2 separate regions of the Homo sapiens genome follow, and region 1 is linked to region 2. Evidence: chromatin loops called from intact Hi-C (ENCODE). Cell type or tissue: PC-9. All regions are shown on one strand. Links, peaks and the distances in the headings refer to the core of each region. The heading gives the core; the rest is flanking DNA. Region 1 overlaps ZBTB20 (zinc finger and BTB domain containing 20). Region 2 overlaps ZBTB20 (zinc finger and BTB domain containing 20).

Region 1 (9,750 bases), core at 1,807-6,806, 150 kb before region 2:
ATGATAAAGACTGACAGAAAGCTATAGAGGATTTTTTTAAGCATGTATGATCTCATTTACATATTAAAAGAGTTCCAGGGCTACACTGTGGAGAACAGTCTACAGGGTCAGGGTGATACAGGAAGAGCATGTAGTAGTTATCATAGTAGCCCAGTTATGCAAAGGGCAATGGCAGTGGGGAGGGGATGAAAAGTGGTTCAACTCTGCATAACTTGAAGGTAGGGCTGACAAAAGTTGCTGAGGGTCTCAATGTGGTTTTACATGAGAGAGACATCAGGTGTGATGAATTTCAGGCATTTCACCCCAGCCACTGGATAAATGGCAATATCCCATGGAGTTGGGAGCTATAGGGGATATGGAGAAATGAGCAGATTTGGGAAAGAGATGATTATGAGTTAGTATTGGAGAATGTTGAATTTGAAATTCTTTTCCAAATAAAGAGATGTAGTAGGCAGTTGGATACATGAGACAGGAGTTCAGAGGAAGGATTAGGACTGGAGATTCAAACTCTGTTTTTATTTCTGCATATGTATTTTCTTTACAGCATAAGCCTACAGGGTACGAAGAATGAACTCTGAGAATGTTTGGAGGTAAATATACATGTCCCATATTATATGATGATGAACATGCAAGTACTGGTCTCAATTCAGTCTGCTATTTTTTAAAATTCCCTGATATACATTGCAAAGAGGTACCAACAAAACCATGTGAACACTTTCTAAGGGCACATATGGTTTATGATCATATTGAGTTGTAAGACAAACAAATTATTGTTTCATATTGATGTAAGAGTAGAAATAGGGGAAGACACAGATTCTGTAGTTTAATGTGTAGGAAAAATCAATGTGAATTCATAGGAAGGTGAAACTCTAACCCATTGTTGGAATTAGTGAAGATTTAAACAGGTAGTAAGGAGCAGTCAGGGCATTCAAGATATAAAGTCATAAGTAGATTGTACAAAGACATAAACTAGCTTTCTCTTTATGACGGAGCAAGGATGGAGAACAAGGACACCGGTCTAGCATCAGCAGAGTGTATATGTTTGTGAAGTTAAGGGAGATGAATTTATAAAAGTTGGCTAGAGCTAAGGGATTTGAACTTCCCCAGTAGCCCATTGGTTCTCACCTCTAGTATAATTCAGAATCACATTTGGAGCTTTCAATGAAGATGCCTGGATATTACTTCTGGAAGTCCTGATTATAGGTTATGGAAAGGCCCTAGCACTTGTATTTTCAACAGGCAGCCTATTCCAGAACATTTGCCCCTCCTAAAGCTGTGGTTATTTACTAGAATTAATAGTCCTGTGTGAGTAGCATGTACTGGATTGATAGGTAGAGTTGTCTCTCCCTGCACCAGGTGCTCATGGATCTTTACTCCAGTTCATTCTTAAGTGTCATGGCTCGGATTTTCTCCACATCTCTGCCTAAATTTTCAGCCTTTCTCTGTTTTATAACTTGGAACTACCTTGGCCTTTTAAGGCTTCCTTCATTTTCTTTCTATTTGTGGTCTCTTGCACAATTACCTATGGTCAATTGTGGGTGTAGGGGTGAGTAAGAACCATGAGAGGGGTGGTGTCTCTTACAAAGAACTGTGAGAATGAGAAGAACTATGAAACTGTTCTGCTGCAGGCCTAAATAATATAACTAATTAATACTATGGAGGCTGAATTGAAAGCAAAATATAGGACTTAAAGAGAAATTGGTATTTTTTCTAAGCAGGAACCTAAGATTAAAACCACAGATTTAATAAGATTTTTTATTTGTTTAATTGGTAGGGTATCTTTTATAACTACATAGTCCCAAATACTTAAGATTTTAGAATGCAACACATACATCTATAAAAACAGGAGAAGGAAGACTTCTAGAGACAAAAGAGTGCCTACAGAGGGTCACTTTTAGGCCTTTAGAGAAGGAAGGTTGGTATAGATGAATATTTTAAGTAATATTTTACTATGAAATAAATGTGCTTTTATTATGGAAAAGTTCAAATAAACAAAAATTATTTATAATTTCTCTACCCAGAAACAAGCACTTCTAGTGTTTTCTGGTCTTTTTGCACTTTGTGTGTACACAACTATCACTTCTTAAACAATATTTAAGTTAACAATATTTAACTTAGCAATATTTACTTAAACAATATATTTTCCTGTACATATATTGTTGGTTATATGCCTTTTCACTTAACAGTATTCCAAAAACATTTCTTCATGTAATTAAGTGGTATCTAAAATATGATTTCTTAAACTGCATAGTATTTAAGTCTAGGAATGTACTGTCATTTATTTAATCAACTCTCTATTGTCAGACAAGGTTACCAGTCTTTCACAATTATAAATAATGCCATGGTAAACATTCTTGCTTCTAAATCTTTGTGTAGATCTTTGAGTAATTCCTTTAGATACATTCCTAGAGGTGAGATTTCTGGGTCAACAGTCTTCATATATTTTTTAAATTTTTGATGCATATTGCTAAGATGCCCTCCAGAGCATTTTGCCAGTTTTATTTTTTCGGTGGTAACATCTTAAAGTTTTCTTCCAAAAGTGATTTGATTCAAAGCCATGCTGTTGCTTTTCTCTGAGTCCTTTCTGGTCCACCAGTTATAGCAGACTTAATTTAACTCTTACCTTAAGGTTAACACTTAGAGTAACCAAAACATTTTTGTAGTCATTTATGCTGCAAATGAGACAGTTTACAGAATATAAATTGACAGTGAGATTAGATTGCGTTTCTTTCTTATGCATGTTCTGTACAAGCATTCTGCTTATCCTGGATAACAAACAAATAACAAAAAGAAAGAAAAAACCTTACCTCTCTTGCTTGTCCTAACTGAACACTCACAATGCATTAGGCATTGAACTGAACGTGGAGGAGATATGATTCCTGCTTTCTGAGACTTTGCAATTCCAAGTACCATGATTGATAAGGTACAATATAAATAGTGGGCTTCTAGGACAATGCCCTGTGGTTAAAAGTAATTAAGTTATATGGTGCCAGCAGACTACAGGATACTTGTGATCCACATATGCAGGTGGATTGTGTGCATCAGTCATGATATCTGTGGAATCTGAGAGACGGGAAAGGCATACCTGTTTTAACTCCAGAATAATATAGAGAACTCAAATTCCTGCCCAGGCAAATAGGGATAAGTTGTAGACTGCAAATAGAAGATGGATTGTGGGGAGGAAAAAAAAATCTACTAGTTCCCGCTTCTTCCACTGTGTCCCCTCCAGGGGACACTCATAGGTCAGGGTCCTTCATGTGGTAGCTTTGAGTTCCCGACATTTTCAAAACTGTTCTAGGGAAAGGGTCGGGCATGTATATGAAGACTATTTTCTTGTGAGCACAATGGGAGAATATTTGAAACTGGGACTCTTGTGAAAAATCAGAAAGGTTGCCAGTGTACCTGGGCCTTCCTATTGTCTTGAAGTACTGTGGTGGACTTTGTCATGCTTAAAGGAGGTGTGATTGGGGGTAGGGAATTGCTTGACTGAGAATTAAAGAGTGAGAGCTCCTGTCCAGTTGCTTAAACTGAAAAGGATTTCTGACACATATTTGGTTAGCAAAAATGACTGTGAGTTAGTGGGACAATTGTAGCACTGATGTAAAAATTCCAAATAGTCCTTCCGAATAGATATACACACATTTAGAAAATGCATTATAAATGACATATAGCAAAAATGTAAACAAGCCATTTAATAACATTTTAATGCTTGATTCTGATCTCTTAATTAAAATGTGCATAAAAGAAAACAATGGTGGAACATCTGTGTGTGTTATTGGGATAGCAGGATTTATGCTGCACCCTGGGCTTTTTGTTCGCTTTTCAGTGTGTGTGAATGTGGGTGGGTTTCCTCTTTGAGCCACAGTTACCCATTTGACCCCCACAGGGTCTATATTCCCACCCACCTTCTCTTGGCTGTAGTTGCACCCCCTTTTTTTCCCCTCTTACTTAAAATACTGTATGGTTTGTTCTTTGCTTAAATTAAACTACTCTCGTCATTTGATCTGAAAGCCACTCTTCACCCCACCCCTCTAACCTGAAACCGTGACCTAACCCTGACTCACCCTTGTTATCTCAGCAGATGTACACAGCATTACCTAATGTTTTGGCCTCAGTGAATAATCTCAAAGAGCTTTGGGGAAAGTGTGGCCTTTTGTATCTGTGACCTTGCAGCAGTTATTCCTTAGCTGGACACTGTGGGATTTAGATGTTAAAAACAGACTTTCTACTAACCCCTGCTGGTGATTTCTTTATTATTATTACTGATTTGGAGGATGTATCTCTGAACCCCATTTTGCCCAACTGTTAAATGAGAGTGCCAGCAATCACAAAAAGTCAAGGGTTATTAAGTGCTTTAAAATCGTCCACTGAAAATGTTACACTGTGATATGCTTTTATTTCCACTTTTACATGGAACACATGTGATCACCAAAAAGTTTGTCTTTGATTAAAAAAGCATAAAAAGTACCTCACATCTTCTGTTACTCCCAGCAGATTTATGTATCATTAATACAAGAGAAAGTCACACACAAATAGACTTCTTAAATATACAATAATTAATATTTAATGCCCCCTTTTATGAGGGGGTCTTTGTGCTGGGATGTCTCTAATCTTCACAACGTTCCTGCAAAATAGGTGGTTTTATTCTTTATTCCACAGGTGATGAAAATGAGGTTTCAGAATCATTTAAGTGATGTGCCTACAGCTTTATTGTTAATAAATGGAAAACCTGGGATTCAAACTCAAGTCTGTCTCTCTCTCTCTCTCTCTTTCTCTACATCATATTCTTCCTATAATATCATGACCTATATGGGAGTATGGTAGCTCCCATTTCCTATAGACCGTGGCTAGATGGTGTTATGAAAGAGTTAAGTAAAATGTGCCATTTGTGACAAATGTCTGAAAGTTGTTTTTATAACTAGGATTTAATTCACAAATGAAGAGTAATTATCAATATGGCACAGATGAAGAGCTGCATGTATGGATCAGTATAATTTCTGTTCTTTGGCTTATGGATGCAGTATGCCCCAGGGAGTTTCACAAATCCACATGACATCTCCCAGTGCTGGGTTCTGGGTTAGCTGGCCAAAGTGTAAAATTCCTCCGTGTTCGGATGGCTCACAACTGGTTACTATCTGAAGAGATTTGTATAAAACTACCTACCATACGTAGACTTAGTTTCTTTTCTGAATTTGTCTCTAACACTTGAGTGGGGAAAAAAATACCAAATTTTGATACTGGGTTTGTTGTTTTTAATGGGTGTTTGTTTTTGGAAGTGTTGTGCCAAGAGAGGAAGAAGAAGTGGGTGTGGGTCTTTCTTCCTTTTGCTATTTTCCCTTTGCCTTCTTGTGGTCTTATTTCCAATCTGATTCTATATTATCAGTTTGCCATAATCCTTTGCAAAAGACATAAAATGTTCATAGACTGGAAGTTATTAAGGCTTTAAATCACATCACACTATCATTGGAGTAATTTTGGGGGGGAATTTTGCATATTTCAGTTCTCTAGTATAGGGCATGTGCTGCATACTAGGGATGTAACTTATACCTGCTCTACTTCCCTTTATTTTTTTTCCTCAGGCTGAGAGAACCTTTAAACTTGTTATGTGTTCTGAAACAGATCAAATATTAGATTTCTAAGACTATCAGGCTGTGGTGGTGAGGGAAGGGTTAGTATTATATACAAATATGTATTAGGGAAGGCATCATAGTTAAGTGAGAAAAACATGGGTCTTGAGTATTATGGGAGCTCAGCCCTTTTCCTTACTAGCTGTGTAGCTTTGAGTGAGTTATTTAATTCACTAAACTAAGATTTTGAATAATAATACCTACTATATAGAGATATTTTACAGATTAAATGGTATAGTACATATAGAATATTTAGAACAGTGCCTGACCCTGAGTGAATGTTGTTTGTTTACATTTCACACAGCAAGAAAAGGGAAAAATGGGAAAGAGTGGCAATTAGAAAATAATGATATTGGGTTTGAAAAAATTGTTTTCATCCTTTCAATTCAGCATAGTAGTAGAAAGAGCATTTGTCTAGCAGGCAGAGACTTGGGTAAAACTTCCAGCTCTGCCTCCAGAAAGCTGTAAAATCTTTGCTGTTCACCTTAGTATCTCAGACTCCTCATTGCGAAAATGAGAGAGTTAGAATTCATTATCTTGATTTAGTCATATACTTTTGCCTTCAGAAGATTTTTCTGCTTCTCAGAGTAGTCTATGACATATCATTCAACAGTGTATAAGTCTCAAAGGCCAACAGCCAAGTATGGCAGACAGGGCTGTTGTTAAGATATTCTTTTTCCTGTGTAACTATGTTTACATGTTCATTTATGTTCTTTGTATATTTGTCATGTGCCTGAATATTTATGCACCTGCATGGTTGTTGAAGTAAGCTCACTAGCATACATTCATACATTTTTGTGGGTATGTGTGTTTATATATAACCTATATATATATATACAGTATGTGTGTATATATATAAATATATGTCTGTGTGTATGAGAAACAGATGCACTGTAGGCAGATAAAGCAGATAAATATAGATCCAAATAGAAGCATAAGCATATAAATATAGACGTTATATAGAGTGAAAGCAAGCAGATCAGCACCATTTCATTATTGCTTGAAGTCTTTGTAATAAAAGAGTTAGAAATCAGTAACTGACATTGAAATTATTGACTGAATGACACTGTCATATCAGAAGGCTCAGTGTGAGGTAAGAAAATAACCTTTCTTTCAACTTTGAGGAGAAATTAGCAGGAAGATTTATTACTGTTAATTATTTGATTTAGGAAAGTTTTTAGGTGCTGTGTAGTGTTGTGTTTTTAAAAGTACAGAAATGTCACCACTCCTAAAAATACTGCCATACAACAAAAAATAAATAAGAAAAGAATATCTATTCCAGTCTTGCAAAAAGATTTGGCAAATGTGACACCTGGATCCCTTTCGTCCACAGGCTGTGATTTGCAACTCTTGCCTATTTCTACATATAGACAAATGAGTTGGTTTCGTTCTACAGTATTTTCTACAAGCCCCTCTGAAGTCTTTAAGGAAACTCACCTAAAGGAGATATCTCAGGCTAAAGTGACCATTGTTAAGTTATTGTCATGGGGACACTTGCAATTGTCTTTAGTGAGTGTGTTGTGTGAGTAAAACTGGGCTTCCATCTGTTACTTTCATATCACTGTCTGTTTTTACCAGTCAAAATAATTGGTTGTGAGTTTTTGCTTTATTTTATTTTGTTTTAGTGAGAAGGGTATTGTGAGTTATTTTTAGCTAGCTAATTTACTTTTTAATGTTGCAAGTTATATCTTGCTCATGTGTTTGAATGCTATTTGAATAAAAAAAAAGTAGTCCCTCCATTTTCCCTCTCTAAACCTCATCTATTTCCCTAGCAGATCTTATCTCCCCTTCAGCTTGTTGTAGGAACATTCAAAGAAGCTAAAATTTGAAGAAATTCCTTGAAATGTACAAATACAAAGCCTGCTTTTTCCCAGTACCACAAAACTGCCAAAGTTGTTGCAATTGCTTTTTCTGTCATTAGTCTACCATTGCTTTTCCTTACAGGGATGAGAGAAGAGGGACCAGAATACGTGTTCCTCCTAACTTCTGCTCCAAATCAGAGTTTAGACTAGAGGAAAAAAAGGAGGGAAGGGCGAAGCAATAAAGACTTATTGAATGTTAAGGAATGAATTGGTGCTTCCTGAAGAACTGTTCATTCTTCTTCTCTCAAATCTGGCTTCAGTTACTTTGTTGTTAAGTTCTTCACCAAATTATGATTTTAAAATATTTTTAAAGAATGACTCAGTGGTCTTGAGGATCACACACACACTCTCTCTAACACACACACACACACACAAATTTGTGTAAGATTCATTTAAAAAATTGCATTGTTTGAATAAAATGGAGTATACTTTTCAATTTATAAATTATTTTGAACGAATACTTAATGTAATGTGTAAAGTTGGCATACTCTACAGTGTTTCAGACTACAGATTCTTTTTTAAATTCTGTTATTTACCTGATGAGCTCTAAGGTTAACTTGAACAAGTATTTATTTATTCAAGAGTATTATAGTATATCTACATAAAACGATTCAGCAAAGATTTTAGAAAAATAATCACTTGCCAAAATAACATAGTAAAAGTCCTTTATCTTTACATACACACACACACACACACACACACAATTTAGACTAAAGCACTATGTCCCATTTAGCTTAAAAAATGTTTTAGGATTAGATTTCTGAGGGAAGTATGTACATACACATACTCCTCTTTTCTTGTTCTTTGTTTCCTTTTCTCCTGGTGTAACATATTTACTGTTTAGCTTTTGTCAAATACTTTATAATAATTACCAGAAATTTTGACAAAGACAAAAAAATTCATCTGTGTATGTGTATATTTATAGGTTTATATGCACATAGACACACACACACAAACACACACATCCAGATTGAAATGTTAATGTTGTATTAATCATCTGATTTTTGGGGGTGGAGGGTTTGAGACAGGGTCTCGTTCTCTCGCTCAGACTGGAGTGCAGTAGCACGATCATGGCTCACTGCAGCCTCGGTCTCCTGGGCTCAATCAATCCTCAGCCTCAGCCTCAGCCTCCAGAGTAGCTGGGACTATAGGCACGTGCCACCATGCCTGCTAATTTTTTTTTCACTGTGTTTTGTAGAGATGGGGTTCCACCATGTTGTCTAGGCTGGTCTCAAACTCCTGGGCTCAAGCCATGCACCCACCTCAGCCTCCCAAAGCGACTCCCATGGTGACGATAGTCACCATGCCTAGCCAATCATCTGATTTTTTTTTATGCATTATGTTTTAAAACTTTCTCCTAATATAAATCTTCAAAGGAATTTTTGTAAACATTCAAATGTCTGGTCTCATTTAAAGGTTTCTAGGAGATTGTGCATTTTCTTATCTAAGACAAAACATTTTCCAAATATGCATTTGGATATTTGCATATGAATAAACAGGGATTTATCAGAGCCAAGAGCAAAGCAAGAATCTCTTTTTAGGAGTCATTTACCCTTTCTACCTCCTACTTGGAGCATGAGGTAGCTCTCATCATTGGCATGGAGACTTTTTTTTTTCAGTTAGATGGTTTCATATTCTGTTCCTGGTGTTGCATTGCATTGCAGTACATATGGGCCTGGGAGTCAAACAGATCTTGATTCAAACCTCACTTCGCAACTTTTTAAATTAGCTCTGTTTCCTTACGCAGGTTAGCTAACAGCTCTTTAACTATGTTGCTAATCTATAAAACATGGGCCACAGCTACTTCACTGCAGGTTTGTATTAAATGAAATAATATTAATGGAATATATGTCATGTAGTATGTACTCAGTAAATACCAGTTTCCTCTGGCCTGTTAATTTTAATATATAGCTATGATTTCCTCCCCAATCCCTCTACATCATGGTGGCACATAGCATTACACTATAGGTATCAGATATTGTAGACAATGCTAAAGAAATAGGAGCAAGAAATTTTAGAAATTATTGATTATCTAATACTGACCCTGGGAATGAGCTTATGAGGAAAGAAATCTAAGGAAACCATCAGAAATTCCTGTCTCCTATAATTGTAATGTTTCCTACAATAATGAGTTAACAAACAGAAGTGGGAGATTTTTCAACACGGTGTTGCTGAAAGCCTATTCACATCAATACAGTGGAATGGAGTGATGTACATTAAACCTTATGAAATAATAGGAAATCCTTTTATTGCCCATTCAT
Region 2 (9,750 bases), core at 3,167-8,166:
AATAACATAGTATCATAGAATAGCCTTATTCTGTGGACCAAAAACAATTAGGTACTATATATGAAAAACATACTGCAAATACTAAATGTACTGAGCTTATTCAAATAAAGGCTTAAGAACTGGTTATTGTTGGTTGTATTTTTGTAAATGGGAGTTGAAAAATTCTATAATAGAATTTCTGACCCTTCTGTTATCCCAGGTTCTTGTGCTGTTTTAAACACTTCCCCTCCCTTTCATTCCCAAACTGTCTTTTCTCTGGGGAAAAGAATATAAATTATCCTATCTAAATTTCAAGGATGACTATTCCCACATGAGAGCATATCAAAGCTGAAAAGAGAATACAGAACTCATAACAACCAGTACCATTCACACCAGCTCATCTGCTACTTCCTAATAAAACTGGTTGTTAATCTTCCCTAATTTGTCTACATCTTTCAGGTAATAAAAGTGTCTAAACCATAATGCATTCTTCCAGAGAAGATAATCAGGTAACATAATACCTCTCAGCTCAAAGACACAGTGCCCCTTTGTATGCAGTCTTGAATTGGATTGACATTTCTGGCTGACACTTCACATCAAAGGTTGTTTTGCTCAGTTCACAATCTGATCTTTTTTATTGTCTTCTAGAACATTCCTAATTCTCAAAAAGATTTCTGCATCCTCAGCAGTATACTGAGAGCTTCTTATTTCATTATCTCATTAATTTTATTAATTGTTAAGATGTATCTAATTGTAAATTTCTCTTCTCAGGAAAGTGTCTTAAGTCCCATCTTTGGAGATACTAATAATCAGAATATTGTGAATACCAAAAGTATAGTTAGGTTGGCATAACTCATCTGCGAGGGGAACAGAGATCTGTCAAGTAGAAAAGATGCTCATAACTGTAATGATTTCATAGGGGCCATTCATTACTTAGTGTATTTTCTTAATATGGAATGAATCACTGTGAGTAAAATATTTCATTTTCTTCATTTATTTAGTTGAGCCATTCAATTCATACAGATTGGAAAACAATTTCCACGGGAAGATCAACTGGTATTTTGTGACTTCATATGGATGCTACATCCTGAAGGGTATCTTCAGGGTGTCTGAGCACTGAGGAATAGATATGTTTTAGATGAAACTTTCATAGTGATAGAGCATTTACTGAGATGTAAACAGTCTTAGAGTGCAAGTGATCCTATTATCTAAGGTGACTTCATAGAAAATGTAGATAAGATTGGGAAGGTACAGGGGACTTCAAGGAAATCGTCAATGAGGAAATGGACCCATTGGGAGGGACCTGAAAATCATGAGTTCATACCACATAACTGTTCACCTTTGTTCTGCTTTGTAGAAACAATATATGAACAGATCCAGATCCAGATTTTCTTCTGGATGAAGGGAAGCTTACAAGAAGGAAACAAATAGTTAACTTTTCACTGGCATGCTTACCCTGTTTAGTTTTTAATTGCTAATAGTGGATAGTGAGATGTTGTTATCCTCCATTGATAGAGAGGATTTTTTAAAAAGGCAAAAAAGTGGAAGGCAATGACACCTATGTTATCTCCCAATGTATTTTTGAATGACTGTGATCCAACTTCCAGTTTCAAGCTGCTTAAGTCCATTTCAAAGGCAGGTCCAAATCTAGTACTCACATGTTTGGGACAATTGAAGTCAGCAGGGTCTGTGGCTTCCCAACCTAGACTTTATTGTATAAAGGGTAAACAGCCACTTGTAATTTAGTGAGTAAGTGCAGATCTTTCATGATGCACATACCAGCCCAACTGAAAACTGGTCAATTTCTGTGTTTCACAGTGGCATTCATAAGGCCTCTATGGAGCATTATCCCATGCCTGAGGGTCATTACTCTTCCACAGGGGCACTGACAGTTGTGATAAATGGTGATACCTTGGAAGAGGAGTGTTTGGATGTTTAAACAGATTACATTTTCCATTAGATCACATCTTAGAATGTCTACTCATGTGGACAGTGAGGATGGAATCAGGACAAATGACATGTGAACTAGTGAGATTCAGGTGTACCAATCATCGTTTCTATGGGGGAAATATTGTGCATCCTGTCACAATATTATATGTGCTTCAAAGCAATGGATGATAACCATATATAGCTGCTGAGATGCTGGGATGTCGACAGGCGTGAGATTCTGTCCATCACTATTATCTACAACAAGACTCATTACCTGCCAACCAGTAAACATCCCATTTACACCATCTGCAATAAATTAAAAAGTGACGAAAAGAATCAAGATCAGTTTGAGTTGCAACGTGATTGTCAAGTTCATTTTCATCTCTAGAAGCCCTTTACTTCTCTGAGAGACTTTAGGGAAAAATATATGATGAAGAAATTGAGGAATAGCCTTGCAGTGGCAGATCTGATAATTGTCAGGTTTTTAACCAGAAATTTACAAATACAATTAGCTTCTTCAAGTATAAGAAAAGTCCAGGCCTTTGTCAATTCCCTTTGTCTGCACTTCTCTGTCTCTAGTTTTCTGGTATGCTGGAGCTGGGAATTAGTGTTTGATACTCCTAAATTGATGCTGACTACAGTGAGAAATATTTCATAAAAATGTATATTTCAACATAAACTATGAGGCAAAGCTGCCACTGTAACCAGAGAGGAAGTGATGATTAGTTTCTAATTTACACGTGCAGTGATTTCTTTGGCAAGTGTGAATTCCATGTCCTTTGGTAAGGTTCTTTGTAGCTGTTCCTACTTGAAGCAGTTTGGGGGATATTAAAAAGATACAGAGATCTGCTGACACTTGAGGCTATTTAATTTATATGTAAGCAAACTAGCTGCCTATCCAGATTACACATGTGGGTCATCTAGTGGTAGAAACTGCAGAGCCAAAGATCAAATAGAAGTCTTGTGTACAAGCCACATGAGAAATACTAGAAGGATTTGACATTTATTCATATGCATCACCTTTTATGAGAATAATTTATTGTTTTTTGTCTTCCTTTTTCTTCATCAGATATTCCATCAATGAGGAAATAACTTTTATTCTTACCTTAGAGATGGGAGTTCTCAGTGTTGCCCAAGGTATTGCTCTGAGCAAAGAGACCAATTCTGAAATGAGGATATTGAAGATAAGCCCTTCTGAAAATAGCCCTTGCTTTGCAGTTGGATTTCACTCCCAGAAATCCATCTCTCCCTGCCACAAAATGCCCTTGTGGTAGTAACGTGGGAAGATTATATATTACCTCATCTCCTTACAAAGAAAAGGACACGTGCTATGGGAAAGCTTTGTTTCTTTTAATCATTTAGGGCCTCCCCTGCCTTCAATATTTCACTGAAGTGGTCCTTGGTTTCCTTTAGAAAGACACTCTAGTGAGAGAGGAAGAAACAGAGTAATGAAAATGATGACCTCATCTGGAAAGACTTTCTAACCAAAAAGAATAAAGGGATAAGCTGTGACCCCATCCATGAATACGTGAGGCTGACAAGGATAGATAGGTATATGAAGTTTTGACTGCTTCTTCAATACTTTGCCTGGAACTGGTCTATATGATATTACAATTTGGCAGGAGACATCATCTCTTTATCACAAGCTCATCTGTACATTTTTAAGGGGAAAGATGCAAACCTTTATGTAGGAGATTTTTAGGGTTACTGACTTTAAATGTGCTATTATAAGGAAGATAAATATCACATTATGGGAATATGGAAGCTATTTTGCAGAACCTAGCATGGGAGTGAATGAGTTTTATTGTTCCTTCCTCTTCTCATCTACTCAATCCTGAACTTGAACACTATATTAATTCTACTGGGACAAAGTTAATTGCTGATGGGTTCACAGAATTATAGAAGTATAGACTTTACTTCTCTAGAAATAAAATCTGATTATGTTTAAGTCATTTCAGTCCTGAATGGCACATTTTCAAACTACAATAGAAGGAATGTACCAGATAAGTTATACTGTAAATTTATGATGTTCATTTTAACTAATATAAACTGGACCTGGCTAATAATAAGACTGAGTTAGGAAAGCTATAGTTCATCTCTATAGCATCAGAAAAGGAAAGCCCAGTATACTTGTAGTAAATGTACATATAATCAAACACAAAATCCCAATTTTTCAGATTTTTCACTGATTTTCCAAGGACCAAAGAAATGCTTGGAAGAGGATGGTATGAAGAGGCTAAGTGTTCATGGAGTGGAAGTTAAATTATACTTTCAATTATTATATTTTTTCTACAAAATTGCCTAATGTACATTGCTAGAAATTGGTATAAACAGAGCTACTATGCTCATGAAGTATTGATTAATACTTTGTGTACCACATCATACATTTATATAGAGTATAAAATGGTGGAGTTCTTAAGGTCCTTATATGTCACTAATATCCAATTGCTGTGGAAGTCTTATCATGAAGTCTTGGATTGGATTGCTTCTCAAATCTAAAAGCCCAGTTAAACATAAGGCATTGCTCCCAGTTGCTTTCTTGGCAAAACATCATATAACTGTCTCAAGAAATAAACGTGGATTTGGAGAGAAAAGGGTAAATTTGTGAAGCTATATTGAGGACACTTCTTGGAGTGACCCAGCATCACTAGTTTAGCTTGGACTTATTTTTTGTGCATTTATATAAAATAGAATGATTGAAAACAATAATTCTGAAGGCAAAAATGTAACACGAAGTAACAGACACCTTCTTCACATGTATCACAAATTTGAAGCTTCCACCTTTGTCATGAATGAGCAAATAGAGAGAGACCTGGCCTTTCTGTCTAGCTTCCTCTTAAAAGCCTCTTAATCCAACATAAGAGAGTTTTATATATTTTTTTAACAACAACAAACATGAATCAAATTGCCTGGTATAGCAGCCAGTGGCCACATCTGCAGCAAAGACTTTTTTGTGGGAGCTCCCAAAGCTCATAACCATGGAGTGAACCATAATTATATTGTTTAGAAATCCATGTCAGAGAAAAAGCTTTTTTGACTTTAACCATTTCCCATTAATTTTGGGCGGTTTGGAAATAGGCCAGAGAAACATTTTACCAAGTTTCTGTAACTTTTCTATTATTTTAATGGTTCTAAAGCAGAACTGATTAGTGAATGACTAAGGGAAGTGGAAAAAAAAAAAAACAGGAAGAGTCAAGTAAAAAGCTCAAAAAGGTGTCACTGTCCTTGATTTTGTGATCTTTTTGGGATAGATTTCCTAATCTTTGATGTTTTCTCTCTTCATGACCATTCCAGAGAACTTCAGCTAGAGACAAAATAATAAGGAAATACAGTTAAGCTATGTGGTAGTGAATAAATACCTGGATATCTAGAATTTCCAAGTTTTGTTTTGTTTTGTTTAGAGACAAGGTCTCGCTCCGTCACCCAGGCTGGAGTGCAATGACAAATCATGACTCACTGCAGCCTCCACCTTCTGGGCTAAATGATCCTCCCACCTCACCCCCTGAGTAGCTGAGATTATAGACATGAGCAACCATGCCCAAATAATGTTTTAAAATAATATTTTGTAGAGAAGGAGTCTTACTATGCTGTCCAGGCTGGTCTCACACTCCTGGCCTCAAGTGATCCCCCCACATGGGCTTCCCAGAGTGCTGGGATTATAGATGTGAGCCGCCACTATATTTTTAGCTGAAGATGAGTTTCCATTTATTTATAGAAATAAAAGTGTTCTTAATAAAAGTTCTGTGAGCTTTATTTCTTTGGAAACCATACCTAGAAGTTTACAAACACATCTGGGGTACAATTGGGACACGTCTACTCTATGTTTCACCTCTACTCACATCCTTGTAGTGTTTCTTATAGGCAAGGAAAATACTTCATATTGAACATATGATAAGTGGCAACTTTGCTGAGACTAATTTATAAGAATAGAAGCTGAAATATTATCCATGGTTTCCAAAGAAAAGCATTTTTTCCTGAATAGCCCACTTCCAATCTATCATTCTTCACTTTGTTGCTTATGTATATCTCTATCTTCATTTCCATATATCAAATATTACCTATCCTCAAAGGCTCATCCCAAATGCCTCTAACTTTCTGAGGCCCTTATTGCTTACTTCTCTTTAGCTCTCCCATGCAACGAAAGTCATTGACTTGTATATACCACCCGCCCACAATAAATTTTTGTGCACTTCTTTTGTAAAGCTTATTACTTAATTTGCATAATTGTCTATAAATTTGTCTAATCCCTCTGCTAGGTATGAACTCTTTAAGTGAAAGAACTTTAATACTGTGTCTTAGGACAGGACACAGTAGGCACACAGTAAATATCGTTACGCAAATTGAATCTCTTTTATTGTGAACAGGAATTTTTTTCCAGAATTTTCCATACTATTTACAGAATGATAGACTGATAAATGCATCACTATATTCAATCGAATATATTTTTAATCGATTAAAAAACAATCGATTTAAAGACAATCGAAATAATTTTTAATCCTTGTGAGTCTACAAACCCCCCTTGTTTCAGATGCTCAGTATCCTCTTTAAAAAAATTTATTTTGGCCAGTTGTGGTGGCTTATGTGTATAATTCCAGCACTTTGGGAGGCTGAGCTGGGCCGATCCTTTGTGGCCAGGAGTTCAACACAAGCCTGGCCAACATGGCAAAACCCCGTCTCTGCTAAAAATACAAAAATTAGATGGACATGGTGGCACATACCTGTAATCACAGCTACTCGGGACGCTGAGGCACGAGAATCGCTTGAACCCAGGAGGCAGAGGTTGCAGTGAGCAGAGATCACGCCACTGCACTCCAGCGTGGGTGACAGAGTGAGACCCTGTCTCAAAAAACAAACAAACTATATCTTGGGATCTGTAAAATTACTCATAAGTTATGAGTTTTTAAAAGTAGAGCAAATCCACAAACTGAAGGAAAATAAAGAGATCAAGAATGGAACCAGAAAATAAGAAATTATAACTTTCTTTATAAAAAGTAAATGAGAATCTTTAAAGACAACCCCCCAAAAAGCATTATTTACAGAGTTAAAACAATGCACTTATTAACTTGCCATCTTCAAGGCTTCCTTCATAAGTGAAGAGGAAATATCACTGAAGAATTAAAATATTGTCTGGCATCAGGCTTACTCAAAGCTGTTGACAAATCAGCTTACAATTTGGACTTCAGCCTATCCACAGTGAATGTGGATCAGTTTGGCTAGTGCATATACTCTATGCACATCATCAACCAAACTATGGAAAAAGTGATGTAAATATGACTGACCGCTGACCCAAACTGTAGTGAGGAAATATTTTAATTGCGTAAGAAAAATGAGATGGAATTTGATAAGGGAAGAAAAAATAAATAAAGAAGTTATAGGGTGGGCACAGTGGCTCATGCCTGTAATTCCAGCACTTTGGGAGGCCAAGGCAGGCGGATCGCAAGATCAGGAGATTGAGACCATCCTGGCTAACACGGTGAAACCCCATCTCTACTAAAAATACAAAAAAATTAGCTAGGCATGGTGGCGGGCACCTGTAGTCCCAGCTGCTCAGGAGGCTGAGGCAGGAGAATGGCATGAACCCAGGAGGTGGAGCTTGCAGTGAGCTGAGATCGCGCCACTGCACTCCAACCTGGGCCACAGAGCAAGGCTCCATCTCAAAAAAATAAAAAAGAAGTTATATAGAAGTAGAAAAAATATTTTATGGAAGGAAAATTGAGGAAACAGAAAAGCAAAATATTAAAAATCAGTTAGTTGGGGCCAGTTGCTCAAGCAAGTAAAATGTCAGGTACAAGGTATACCTCTTAACTGATAGAGTCACCAAAACTCTATTAACAGCATCAGTCAAAAAAAAAAAAAAAAGAAAAAGGTCAACTTGTAACTCTGTGAAATCAACTCTGCCCATAGCTTTCTAGAAAAAAAATCCTTAGTGTGATGATTAGAGAAATGAAAAAAGAGAGAGGCTCAAAGGACAGTAGTAAACTGTTTATGTCCTAAATTGGTCATCATTAGCACTTATATAGTTTGGTGGAAATTGCTGTGTTAAAGCCAAATTTCTGTTTACAAAAAGAAATTGATGCTAGTAGAGAATGAATTGTACTGCATATATTCAAGATATGAGGAGTCACTGTGGTACCAGTAATATTACCATGTTGAAAAAAAATTAGCAGTAAAGATATACATTGAACATTTAACAGAATTTTGCTATTACTTTGATAATATCTTAATAAAGAACATAGAAACATAGGGCTGATAGAAGAAGTGTTATATGTAATTGTCCCACTGTACTAAGTCATATAGTACAAAATTAACACTGAATCCATCTTAAAGAAAGTATTTTATCATAAATAATATACAAGCTGGCCTGCTTAAGAAAAGAACTCATTTAAAGTTATAAGGGCAAGTGAATGAGACTATCTGAAATGAGCACATAAAATACTCTTTGATTAGATATTTAGTGAAATGTCATAAAAGGATTTTGTTTCCTGGAATAAGAGGAGCATCTGCCGTTATATAGAATAGCTATAGAATTGTCATCTTTCACATTTTCTCAGTAGCCAAAGGTCAGAAATATATATAGTAATACCTTAGTATATTAAGAGGCTTTCATATGTTTGTTTACTTTTTTCAGTACCTTTTCTCTTTAACCACTGTGAAGAAGTTATTTTCTTATTCATGGCTAGTTTTCTTCAATGTACCTTTTCAGTTCTTAATAATTATGAAGGAATGAGCTTCCTACATCCATTGTTTATGCAACCTTTGCTTTATATTAATGTTAAGAAACAGTCCAGTCATAGGCCAAGTGTGGTGGCTCACGCATGTAATCCCAGCACTTTAGGAGGCTGAGGCAGGTGGATCACTTGAGGCCAGGCATTTGAGACCAGCCTGGCCAATATGGCGAAACCCCGTCTCTACTAAAAATACAAAAATTACCTGGGCATGGTGATGCACACCTGTAATCACAGCTACTTGGGAGGCTGAGGCAGAAGAATCACTTGAACCCAAGAGGCAGAGGTTGCAGTGAGCTGAGATCATGCGACTGCATTCCAGCCTGAGCAACACAGTGAGACTCTGTCTCAAAAAGAAAAAAAAAAAAAGAAAATAAAAAGAAAAACAAAAGAAATAGTGCAGTTGTGTTTTTAAAACTTGATATCCTTTTGGCACACCTGTAGATGAATGTAATTCTGAGACTAATAGATCTCTTAGGTCTCTTCCCATCCTTAGACAGAAGTTGCATGAGAGAAATGAGATAATGTAAAAGGTCAGTACTGAAGGTCAACTCCCTGTAGGTTTTCATCACACCTGAATTGAGGATGAACAGAGCCCACTTCAGTTGGATATCTACATGGTGCTTTGTTCAAAAAAAGTGTGAGTTTTCCTTTCTCCTGTCACCCACAAACAAGAAAGAATCCACAATATAACTATTTGCAGTTCTGATACCATGGCCATAAGGCTAATCTGAGTGAGGCAGAGAATATGCACATGCACATGTGTCTCTTACAGAGAAACACATGGCCTTCTATCAGGACTGATCTGGGTGCAAATTTAAACCAAAAGCCATCTTATTCACTGGCTTCATCCAAATGCATAACCACTATTTAGGAAAAGGAAGATATCCAAGTACACTAAGAAAAATTATTGATTTTTAAATTGTGTCAAGGTGGCATATCTAGCACTAATGAAAGCACTGTTATGTCAGTGGCCTAAGAATTACAAATAATAGAAAATTAATATAAAAATGAAAATACACTCTTTAAAAAATGTTGCAGTAAAGTTTAAACTAGTTTCTGTTCAGTAATAGAACTTTTTTATGTTTTCTTATTGTAAACCTTGCACAAGTCTTAT

The links. Peaks named below come from ENCODE experiments on the same cell type or tissue, not always from the same donor. Only the 100,000 strongest peaks of a DNase experiment are listed, where the experiment ranks them.
Region 1: a loop joins it to region 2, with 12 times the contacts of the local background. A loop is called at or near these places in 2 of 110 quality-filtered maps.

Annotation. Positions count from the first base shown.
Region 1 is chr3:114,701,108-114,710,857 of GRCh38, reverse strand. All of the region lies in intron 5 of ZBTB20 (zinc finger and BTB domain containing 20), which reads left to right. Among named protein-coding and RNA genes, the nearest start is that of MIR4796, 38 kb to the left of the region's middle. In PC-9, for the core only: no CTCF peak of the experiment used is centred there; DNase peaks (open chromatin) are centred at 2,317 and 4,077; H3K27ac peaks cover 2,817 bases.
Region 2 is chr3:114,547,770-114,557,519 of GRCh38, reverse strand. All of the region lies in intron 6 of ZBTB20 (zinc finger and BTB domain containing 20), which reads left to right. Among named protein-coding and RNA genes, the nearest start is that of ZBTB20-AS5, 99 kb to the right of the region's middle. In PC-9, for the core only: no CTCF peak of the experiment used is centred there; a DNase peak (open chromatin) is centred at 5,339; H3K4me3 peaks cover 335 bases; H3K27ac peaks cover 1,289 bases.